Regions from separate parts of the Homo sapiens genome. Here region 2 is linked to region 1. A link is an interaction called in ENCODE POLR2A ChIA-PET data of the cell type or tissue named here. Cell type or tissue: GM12878. All regions are shown on one strand. Region 1 overlaps NUP62 (nucleoporin 62). Region 2 overlaps MED25 (mediator complex subunit 25).

What was found. Peaks named below come from ENCODE experiments on the same cell type or tissue, not always from the same donor. Only the 100,000 strongest peaks of a DNase experiment are listed, where the experiment ranks them.
Region 2: POLR2A ChIA-PET joins it to region 1 with 5 read pairs; 7 of 35 experiments call an interaction of 5 or more read pairs at or near these places.

What each region holds. Positions count from the first base shown.
Region 1 is chr19:49,908,416-49,913,415 of GRCh38, reverse strand. NUP62 (nucleoporin 62) reads left to right here. Exons shown (of 3, transcript NM_016553.5): 3 at 3,532-5,000. The coding sequence starts at 3,609. It also overlaps a transcript of IL4I1 not described here. Among named protein-coding and RNA genes, the nearest start is that of IL4I1, 14 kb to the right of the region's middle. RefSeq lists enhancers at 145-996, 1,645-1,954, 4,779-5,000 and a silencer at 2,962-3,041. In GM12878, no CTCF peak of the experiment used is centred here; a DNase peak (open chromatin) is centred at 1,885; H3K4me3 peaks cover 1,074 bases; H3K27ac peaks cover 3,753 bases.
Region 2 is chr19:49,826,609-49,831,608 of GRCh38, reverse strand. It overlaps MED25 (mediator complex subunit 25), which reads right to left. Exons shown (of 18, transcript NM_030973.4): 4 at 3,062-3,160; 5 at 2,519-2,639; 6 at 1,661-1,823; 7 at 1,391-1,521; 8 at 1,011-1,098; 9 at 722-915; 10 at 148-276. Among named protein-coding and RNA genes, the nearest start is that of MIR6800, 2.9 kb to the left of the region's middle. In GM12878, no CTCF peak of the experiment used is centred here; no DNase peak of the experiment used is centred here.

The DNA of each region.
Region 1 (5,000 bases):
GCGTCAACATGGACTCTCTAGAGTGGCCTGGGGCCCCAGGTAAACAAAGGCGCTCTTATCTGGCAGCACATTTCAAGAACATAGAGATTCTCCTGGAGCTGGTCAAGGGCCATTTTCTCTCTTTGGAATGTGCAGATTTGAACAGCCCAGGCTTGCCAAGTCACTCCTTCACACATAAACATCTCCCTTCAGAAGCACCAGATCACTTAGCACCCAGAGGCATGTCTGCTGTGTGGGCCTCCCTGTCTTCACACAGGCCTTTCCTCCCGCGTGGACGGCGCCTCTCCCCCGCCATCCTTTCCCTGGCTGATGCTGCATCTGCAACGCTCAGCTTCTCCCTGGAACCTGCTCCCACAGCATGTGGCCCGGCCCTGTGCCTGCCCTGAGCCCTGGTTGTAGAGCTGACATTTGACTCTGGCTGCCTTGAGGGCAGGGACCGTGGCTTAACCAGCCACTCTGGGCTTCACTTTCCTCATTTGTCAAGTGGATCTGCCCCAAAGTTTGCTTTGAGGAAACGGTGAGTAATGGTAGGTCTCCTTTCTTTCTTTTTTAGATGGGGTCTCACTCTGTTGCCCAGGCTGGAGTGAGTGGCACAATCACAGCTCACTGCAGCCTCCACCTCCCTGGGCTCCAGTGATCCTCCCATCTCAGCCTCCCAGGTAGCTGCGACTACAGGCGCCTGCCACCACGGCCAACTCATTTTTGTGTTTTTTGTGTAGAGACAGCATCTCGCTATGTTGGCCAGGCTGTTCTCGAGTTCCTGGGCTCAAGCGATCCCCCCACCTCAGCCTCCCAAAGTGCTGGGATTACAGGCGTGAGCCACCTCACCTGGCCATATCTAAACTGCGTGGATCAGGGCTGGATCAGTATGGGTTCACCATTGTGAATAGATCCCTGGCACCTGAGTATTGGAAACCAATGTGGCACTTAATAAATGGTGAACTGTTGGCCGGGCGCAGTGGCTCATGCCTGTAATCCCAACACTTTGGGAGGCCGAGGCAAGCGGATCACCTGAGGTCAGGAGTTCAAGACCAGCCTGGCCAACATGGAGAAACCCCATCTCTACTAAAAATACAAAAATTAGCCGGGCGTGGTGGCATGCGCCTGTAATCCCAGCTACTTGGAAGCTGAGGCGAGAGAATCGCTTGAACCCGGGAAGCGGAGGTTGCAGTGAGCCGAGATCATGCCATTCCACTCCAGCCTGGGCAACAGAGCGAGACTCCCGTCTCAAAAAAAAAAAAAAAAAAAAGGTGAACTGTTAAGCCAGACAAGTCCCCATAGAAGATTGTTTTCCTTGTAGTTTTTTCATAGTTGCAAAGAGCTTTTTATAAATGCTCTTCTTGGAAATTTTAGCTACAACTTATTAATAGCAAAAGCTTTTTTAAGCTGAGTTCTTGAGAACTGAGATGTGTAGGTGTAGCTGCTCAGATGCCTTTAGCTGCCAGTAACAACACACCGGCTTGAGGTGGCTCAGCAGTGAGGACTTTTGTTCTGTCCCACAACGGGAGGAATGGATGTAGGCCGGGCCAGGCCCCAGCAGTCCTGGGGGCTCAGGCACTTGCCGTGGCCTCTTGAAGAGACCTTTCTCAGAATCCCCCAGGAAAGCTTTATGAAAATGCCAGGGCCACAGCATCCCAGCCCCGGAGAGACTGGCTTAGTGGAGCTAACAGCCTTGTGTATTTTGAATGCTCCCAGTCAGTAGTGATGGACGCCCATTGAGATCTACTGGCTTAGACAAGGCAGAGCGTGTGCAGCTGGCCCTGGGGTCATCTCCCCAGGCTTGCTTGGCTGTGTGGAGAAGGAGGAGCAGACGAAACAAAACTTAGGGGCCTGTGAGGAAGCAGAAGGGTGCAGTGGAAGGGGTGGGGGTAGTGAGATAGGTTGCCTCTTACTCAAGCTGGAAGGGGATTTCCTGAGGACAGACACCAAGCAATTTAAAAACTGGCCTGGAGAGAGGGAAGAGGAAACAGACCTCGTGGGTGTTTCTCTGGGTCAGGCACTTGGCTTCTCAGTCTTGACTTTGATTATTCTTTTGTTTTTTTGAGACAGGGCCTCCCTCTTTCCATTTCCAGCTTTTAGAGCTGCTTCTGCCTTCCTTGGCTCCTGGCTTTCTCACATCTTCAGATTCCAAAGCGCATCACTCCAGTCTGCTCGTGTCACCACAAGCTTTCTTCCCTTCTCCAGTCAGTCAAATCCGTCTTCTAAGGATACTGCTGATCATCTTTAGGGCTCACGCCTGTAGTCCTGGCACTTTGAGAGGACAAAGAGGGAGGATCGCTTGAGCCCAGGAGTTGAAGACCAGGGCAACAGAGTGAGATCCCATTTCCACAAAAAATAAAAAAGATTATCCACGCATGGTGGCATGCACCTGTAGTCCTAGCTACTCTGGGAGGCTGAGGTGGGAGGATCACTTGGGTCCAGGAGGTTGAGGCTGCAGTGAGTTGTGATCATGTCACTGCATTCCAGCTAGTATGACAGAAAAAAACCCTTTCCCAAAAGAAAAAGAAACCACCCCTATTCAGCACTCCCTCTCACCCTTTCCTCACCAGGTAACCTTTGACCTTCCTGCTGATAGATGGCACCACTGGGAGATTTTTCAGTTAGACATTACCAAAATCAAGTCAGTTTGAACTGAATGGAAATACTGTGGCCCATGGGTCTTCTGGGGTGCTCTTTATCCCTCCCCCACCCCCACCCCCACCCATCTCTGGTGGGGCTCATGGTCTCCCGTGATGTCCCAGTGTCTGCAGATGGTTGAGAAGGTGTCCAAGGGAGGCCCAGGTGCAATCCTCCACACCACACCTACAGGTGAAGGAGGCAGCTGCCTTCCAAGCCTGGAGAAAACCCCAGGGGAGGCTCCGATTGCCTGGCTCAGGTCTCAGTTTATCCTTGAGCCAATCACTGCAGCCAGGGGCATCTGTGCTCTGAGCACATGGGTTTCAGACCCTCCCCTGAGTTAGGAGGAGGAGTTCCAGTGTCCTCTCCTGCTCTTAGAGAGTGCAGGTGTGGGCCTGGGGGGCCTTCAGCAACCCAGACCCTGCCATCCAGCCTGGGTTCCCGGCCCCATCTCTCTCTCTGAGGTCCAGAGAGGCCCTCAGGGTGGCAAGAGCTGATCCGCTCACACCCTGCTAGAGTCAGCCAGGGAACCTCACTGGGTCCCACGCTGGGAGCAGGTCCTACAGCTGTTCTTGTGTGTCCTAGTCCCGCTTGTGGCAGTGCCTCAAATCTGATCTCCTCAGGCTGAGGTGGGTCCAAGGTCCTGTTCTCCCGCCTCGTCCTCCACAGAGTGGGAGCTTTCCACTGGGCTGAACATGGCCACGCACGTCCCTAGCACCCCGGCTCCTCGTACCTGACCCCTGGGGCGTGCTTTTGTGCTTCTGGATCCTTCTCGATGTAGCAGAGCCTAGTTTAGGTTACACAGCATGCATCATTATCCCATCCCACCACCCTCCAAACCGACTGTGCCCAGTCATGCCACTGAGCTTGCCTTTCCAAAACTGCCATCTGACAATGTCACTTCCTCTGCTTTAGAAATCTTCCCAAGGCTGCAGACACCGACGGATTTGCTTTGGGAGCCAGAGTAGCTGCCGCCACCAGAGTCCGGAGCCATGAGCGGGTTTAATTTTGGAGGCACTGGGGCCCCTACAGGCGGGTTCACGTTTGGCACTGCAAAGACGGCAACAACCACACCTGCTACAGGGTTTTCTTTCTCCACCTCTGGCACTGGAGGGTTTAATTTTGGGGCTCCCTTCCAACCAGCCACAAGTACCCCTTCCACCGGCCTGTTCTCACTTGCCACCCAGACTCCGGCCACACAGACGACAGGCTTCACTTTTGGAACAGCGACTCTTGCTTCGGGGGGAACTGGATTTTCTTTGGGGATCGGTGCTTCAAAGCTCAACTTGAGCAACACAGCTGCCACCCCAGCCATGGCAAACCCCAGCGGCTTTGGGCTGGGCAGCAGCAACCTCACTAATGCCATATCGAGCACCGTCACCTCCAGCCAGGGCACAGCACCCACCGGCTTTGTGTTTGGCCCCTCCACCACCTCTGTGGCTCCAGCTACCACATCTGGAGGCTTCTCATTCACTGGTGGAAGCACGGCCCAACCCTCCGGTTTCAACATTGGCTCAGCAGGGAATTCAGCCCAGCCCACGGCACCTGCCACGTTGCCCTTCACTCCGGCCACGCCAGCAGCCACCACAGCAGGTGCCACACAGCCAGCTGCTCCCACACCCACAGCCACCATCACCAGCACTGGGCCCAGCCTCTTTGCGTCAATAGCAACTGCTCCAACCTCATCTGCCACCACTGGACTCTCCCTCTGTACCCCTGTGACCACAGCGGGCGCCCCCACTGCTGGGACACAGGGCTTCAGCTTAAAGGCACCTGGAGCAGCTTCCGGCACCTCCACAACAACATCCACCGCTGCCACCGCCACCGCCACCACCACCAGCAGCAGCAGCACCACCGGCTTTGCCTTGAATTTAAAACCACTGGCGCCAGCCGGGATCCCCAGCAATACAGCAGCTGCCGTGACCGCTCCACCTGGCCCTGGCGCAGCTGCAGGGGCGGCTGCCAGCTCCGCCATGACCTACGCGCAGCTGGAGAGCCTGATCAACAAATGGAGCCTGGAGCTAGAGGACCAGGAGCGGCACTTCCTCCAGCAGGCCACCCAGGTCAACGCCTGGGACCGCACGCTGATCGAGAATGGAGAAAAGATCACCAGCCTGCACCGCGAGGTGGAGAAGGTGAAGCTGGACCAGAAGAGGCTGGACCAGGAGCTCGACTTCATCCTGTCCCAGCAGAAGGAGCTGGAAGACCTGCTGAGCCCACTGGAGGAGTTGGTCAAGGAGCAGAGCGGGACCATCTACCTGCAGCACGCGGATGAGGAGCGTGAGAAAACCTACAAGCTGGCTGAGAACATCGATGCACAGCTCAAGCGCATGGCCCAGGATCTCAAGGACATCATCGAGCACCTGAACACGTCCGGGGCCCCC
Region 2 (5,000 bases), 82 kb after region 1:
CCTCGCCCCGCATCCCACAGGTCCAGCGCAACGAATGCCTCCAAACCCAGCACTGCAGACCCCACGCATCTGGCCCCATGAGTCCTACATGCCCAGCCCCACGGCCCCAGGAGTCCCAAGTGCCCAATGGACCCTCAGGCCCCTCACCTCTTGCCACTCCAGGACCCCGCTCCAGGCCAGAAGCTTATTGGAGACTGACTGCTGCCCACCGAGGGCTGGGGCTCCCAGCTGGGCTGGGGAAGGGCCGCTCACCCCTCCTGGGGCCACAGTGCCTGCCTGCCAGAGGGGAGGAAGGAGGGCCATGAGAATGGGGAAGGCCGGGAGCCTCCGGGGGCCATCCTGTGAGGGCAAACCAGGAAGGAGGAAAGATCCCTTCTTCTGCCCCTCCATCCCCAGAACAGCACTTGGCCAGCCGCAGGACCCCAAATGCTTGGACCTTGCAGGATTCGAGGACTCGTAAGCTGTGCGATGCCCTGGACTCCCAGACCCAGGGATTCCTTGGGTTTCTCGGAACAGCCCTGACCCTCCTGGAGCCATGAGCCTCCCCACTCTGTCCCCAGACCCTCATCTCAGGCATCTGCAGCACACACACCACGAGCCCCCAAAGCCCCAGAACCACGAGAGCCACATCCCCCTGGAAGGCAAATGACTCATCCTCTAACTGTCCTAGCTGTGGACAGCAGGAGGAAGGAGCAGGGGCAGGAGGCGTGCAGGCACCTACCATGGACGGTGCCCCGGGCTGTGCCGTGGGAGCCAGGCCGGAGCCAGGGGCCACAGTGGAGACCAGACTGGGCTGGGAAGCAGGTGGTGGCTTGGGGGCGCCAGGGGGTCCTGGGGGTAGTTGGGGAGCTGGGGCCTGGCTGAAGGGGGGACCCACTCCGGGAGCAGCTTGTTGGAGAGGGGTGATGGGCGAGACTGTGGGAGAGACCAAGGGAAGAAGTGGGGAACAAGTGTGTGGAGAGAGGCCTGCCTGGCCCCTGCCCGCCCTTCATCCTCACTCCAGGACTCACAGCGAGGGCCCAGCCCAGCCTTCTGGTTCTTGGCAGCCTCCACTGCATTCTGCGCGGCCACCTGAGCTGCACTCAGGTTCCCGGGAACCTGTGGGTAGAAGGGAAGAAGGGAAGGGACTGGTGAGGACCATGGCCCCCCAGTCCTGGTATCCCACGAGGTCACACCACCCATGGCCCCATGAGGCACCAGCTGGGATAGCTTAGCTCACAACACCCATCACACAGCACATGAGCTTCCATGGCCCCAAGAGTCCCACCTTCCCAATGTCCCATGGGACTCCCATCATCCCACAAGCTCCAACATGCAACTAGATTTCTCCCCAGGGGCCAGGGCTCCAGCAAGTCCCCAGAAGCATGTCCCTTCCCGGAAATATCCATACCTGGTACTGCGGGGGGACGGGGGGCAGAGGCTGCTGGGGGGCTGCTGAGAGAGTGGCACCTGAGGGTGCGGCGGGAGGCAGGGGGACTGGCTGCTTTGACTGGAGGGGGCCTGGGGCTGAGCCACCCCCAACTGAGAGCAGGAGGGATGGCCAACCCCAGAGAGAAGGGATTCAAGATGCAGAGAAAGGAGAGAAATCCAAAATCCAAGTCAGAGGGAGCTGGGGAAACACGTCGAGCCCCCATCCCCGCGCACGGTGCCCAGGCCTCACCAGGCAGCACGAGTCCCCGAACCAGCACCATGTGCCTCGGGTCCTGGCTCACATCTGTCGGAGGCTGCAGCGGCTCCAGCAAGGCCGGGGGGGCTGCCTTCTCAAACAGAAGCCGAAGCGCAGGCAGCTTCCGGGGAGACACAATGGAGAAGTGGATCCCCCGCTGTAGGAGAGGGGCCGAGCAGTCATGACGGGCCCCCTCCATAAGGGTGTTGGGGCCGGCCCCCAACCTACCACAACTGCTGTGTGGCTGGACGGCACCAGCCCTACAACCACAATTCCCATTGGGCTTTGAGGCAGGAGACCCTGAAACCAGGTATCACCTGCCCCGGGAGACTCTGGGTTCTAGTTTTGTCAGTAAGACTAAGTGGGCCAGGTGTGGAGGCTCACGTCTGTAATCCCAGGATTTTGTGAGACCGAGTCAGGCAGATCACATGAGGCCAGGAGTTTGAGAGCAGTCTGGCCAACATGGTGAAACCTCATCTCTACTAAAGATACAAAAATCAGCTGGGCGTGGTGGCGGGCGTCTATAATCCCAGCTACTCGGGAGGCTGAAACATGAGAATTGCTTGAACCCTGGAGGCAGAGGCTGCAGTGGGCCAAGATCACACCACTGCACTCCAGCCTGGGTAACAGAGCCAGACTGTTTCGAAAAGAGAGTAAGCAAAGCTGGTCACCAGTCTGTGACTATTCTGTGTCTGAGTCCAGGCCCCCAGTGCCTCCCCGCTTAGACCCAAGAGTCCAGGCCCCCAGTGCCTCCTCCCTCAGACCCAGGAGTCCAGGCCCTCAGTGCCTCCTGCCTCAGACCCAAGACTCCGGGCCCCCAGACCCTCGTCCCTCAGACCCTGGAGTCCTCACCTCCCCAATCTGCTGCACAAGATTCTCAGTTGTGCATCCAGAGTACGTGGTGCTCTCAACAGCAGGCAACAAGTATGGGGGTGAGTTGCAGATGAGGAGGCAGACCCGGTGCGTCTGGCCACTACCAGGAAAGAGAGAAGACATGGAGCCAGCAGCAACAGAGGCCCTGAGAAGGAACCCAGACCCAGCACCAGCGGAGATGCACATATTCCGCCTCACATGGAATCAGAAGCAACGCCCCTACTTTACAGCTGAGAACACTGAGGCTCCAAGAGGTTCTGGGATGTGCTCTACGTCACCCAGCAGGCAGGGCAGGCAGGAGTGACACCCAGAGTTGGCACTGCTTCCTGATGGGGATGCTGAGACCGGGCACTGGCCAGGCGTCCCCCAAGGACACACCTGCAGCCTCCTGGCTCAGCGTGCTTGGGGACACAGAGCCCATGCCCTACAGGGTGAGGCTGGAGGTAGAACCACTCGACAGGCAAAGTGGTTCCAGGCCAGGCAGAGAGAGACCGGCCCGGCCTGGGTGGAGGGGGCACTCACATCTGCTCGCGCATCTTCTTGAAGTCATCAAACAGCTGCAAGGCTGTGCTGAGTCCTTCCGCGATGAGGCTGCAGCTCTCACCACCCCCGCCCATGAACCTGCAGGGGCAGAGCGGTCAGCCCCCAGGGTTGCCATCATCCCCATCCCCAGGCTATGCTTGAAGAGCCTGCTCCCATGCTGTCCCCCACTCTATCCTGGGCTATGCACCTTGGGATGACGGGGACCCTGCTGAGTTCCCTACCCAATCCCTGGTGCTAGCACAGCACCAGTCCCAGACAGGACAGGGGACATTTGCTGTCTGTGTTTTTTTTTTTTTTTGAGATGGAGTCTCGCTCTGTCGCCCAGGCTGGAATGCAGTGGCATGATCTCAGTTCACTGCAAGCTCCGCTTCCTGGGTTCATGCCATTCTCCTGCCTCAGTCTCCCGAGTAGCTGGGACTACAGGTGCCTGCCACCACACCTGGCTAATTTTTTGTATTTTTAGTAGAGACGGGATTTCACCATGTTAGCCAGGATGGTCTCCATCTCCTGACCTCATGATCCACTTGCCTCAGCCTCCCAAAGTGCTGGGATTGCAGGAGTGAGCCACCACACCCGGCCGACATTTGTTGTCTTTAATCATGAGGACTGGGAGGGAATGGGAAAGGGCTGGGGACCCCAAGCCTAGGATCCTGTGCTGACTCCAACCCTGGAGTGACTGACTCCATGCCCAGCCTCCTGCTGTCCCCTCCCCTCTCTGGGCTGTCTGCTCCAAATCAGTCCTGGCCCCACTTCACCTTCCCAGCCAGAGACGGGGGCCTCCTCTGTCCTCCTAGTCTTATGGGTTCAAGTGTGCCCCCTTCAAAAAGACAGGTTGAGGTCCTAAGCCCCAGTACCTCAGAAGGTGACCTAATTTGGAAAGATCTTTACACAGGTAATCGAGTTAAATTGCGGGCCCTAATCCACTATGGCTGGTGTCTGTGAAAAGGAGAAACGTGGACACGGACACACACACAGAGGGAAGACACAAGGACACAGAGAGACACAGGGAGAGGCCATGTGAGGACGGGTGATGCAGCCTCAGCAGGCACCAGGAAAGGCAGAAGGGCCCTTCCCCTGTAAGATTTCAGAGACAGCCTGGCCCTACCACCTGGATTTTGGACTTCCAGCCTCCAGAACCCTGAGACATCAATTTCCATTCTTCTGGCCAGTTTCTCATACTTTGCTACGGCAGCCTGGGAAACTAACACACACAGACTCTCGTTTCTCCTCCGCCTGATCTGCAGTCGCGTCGCAGCATCCGTCCCACATGGGTTGTGGCCCGGGGATGGCCTCTCCTCAAGGGCAGCTGTGGTTGCCACCATTATTCCGGTCACGTGGTCGTGAGAGGCTGACCTTTGCTGCAGGGGACGTGTGTGGAGACCGAGCACCCCTCTGAGGGTCTTGAGGGCCCTGTCCCCCTGAAGTGTGGTCTCTGATCCTACCTCTCCCACAGGCGGGGATGGGGTCTGAGTCCTCTCTTACCCCCAGGCTTGCCCACCACAGCGGGGCACATGTGAGGCCTCAGGAAATGTAGGCTAAGTGAATGAACGTCTACAGGCCCAACCGTGTCCATCAAGACTGGAACCAACCCAGGCCCTCGGCCCGGCATCGGCCCAGCATCCGAGGCCTCCGAGTCCTGCACCCCGTCCATCTCTCCTGCTCCATGCCCGCACCTATAGGTCCTCTCAACTGACAAAGCCCAGACATCCAGGTCTCTGCATGTGCTGGAACACACCCATTCCGGCCCGGATGGAATCCAGCTAAACTACGACACCCATCCTGGTGTGCCCTCCTATAGGAAGCCTTCCCTACATGCCACCTAATTTTACGGCCTGCCCTTAGTCACATCATAGATCACCCGATACTGCAGCTGTCAAGCTTCTCTCCGCACCCTGTGCAGCCCTCCAAGAGAGACACC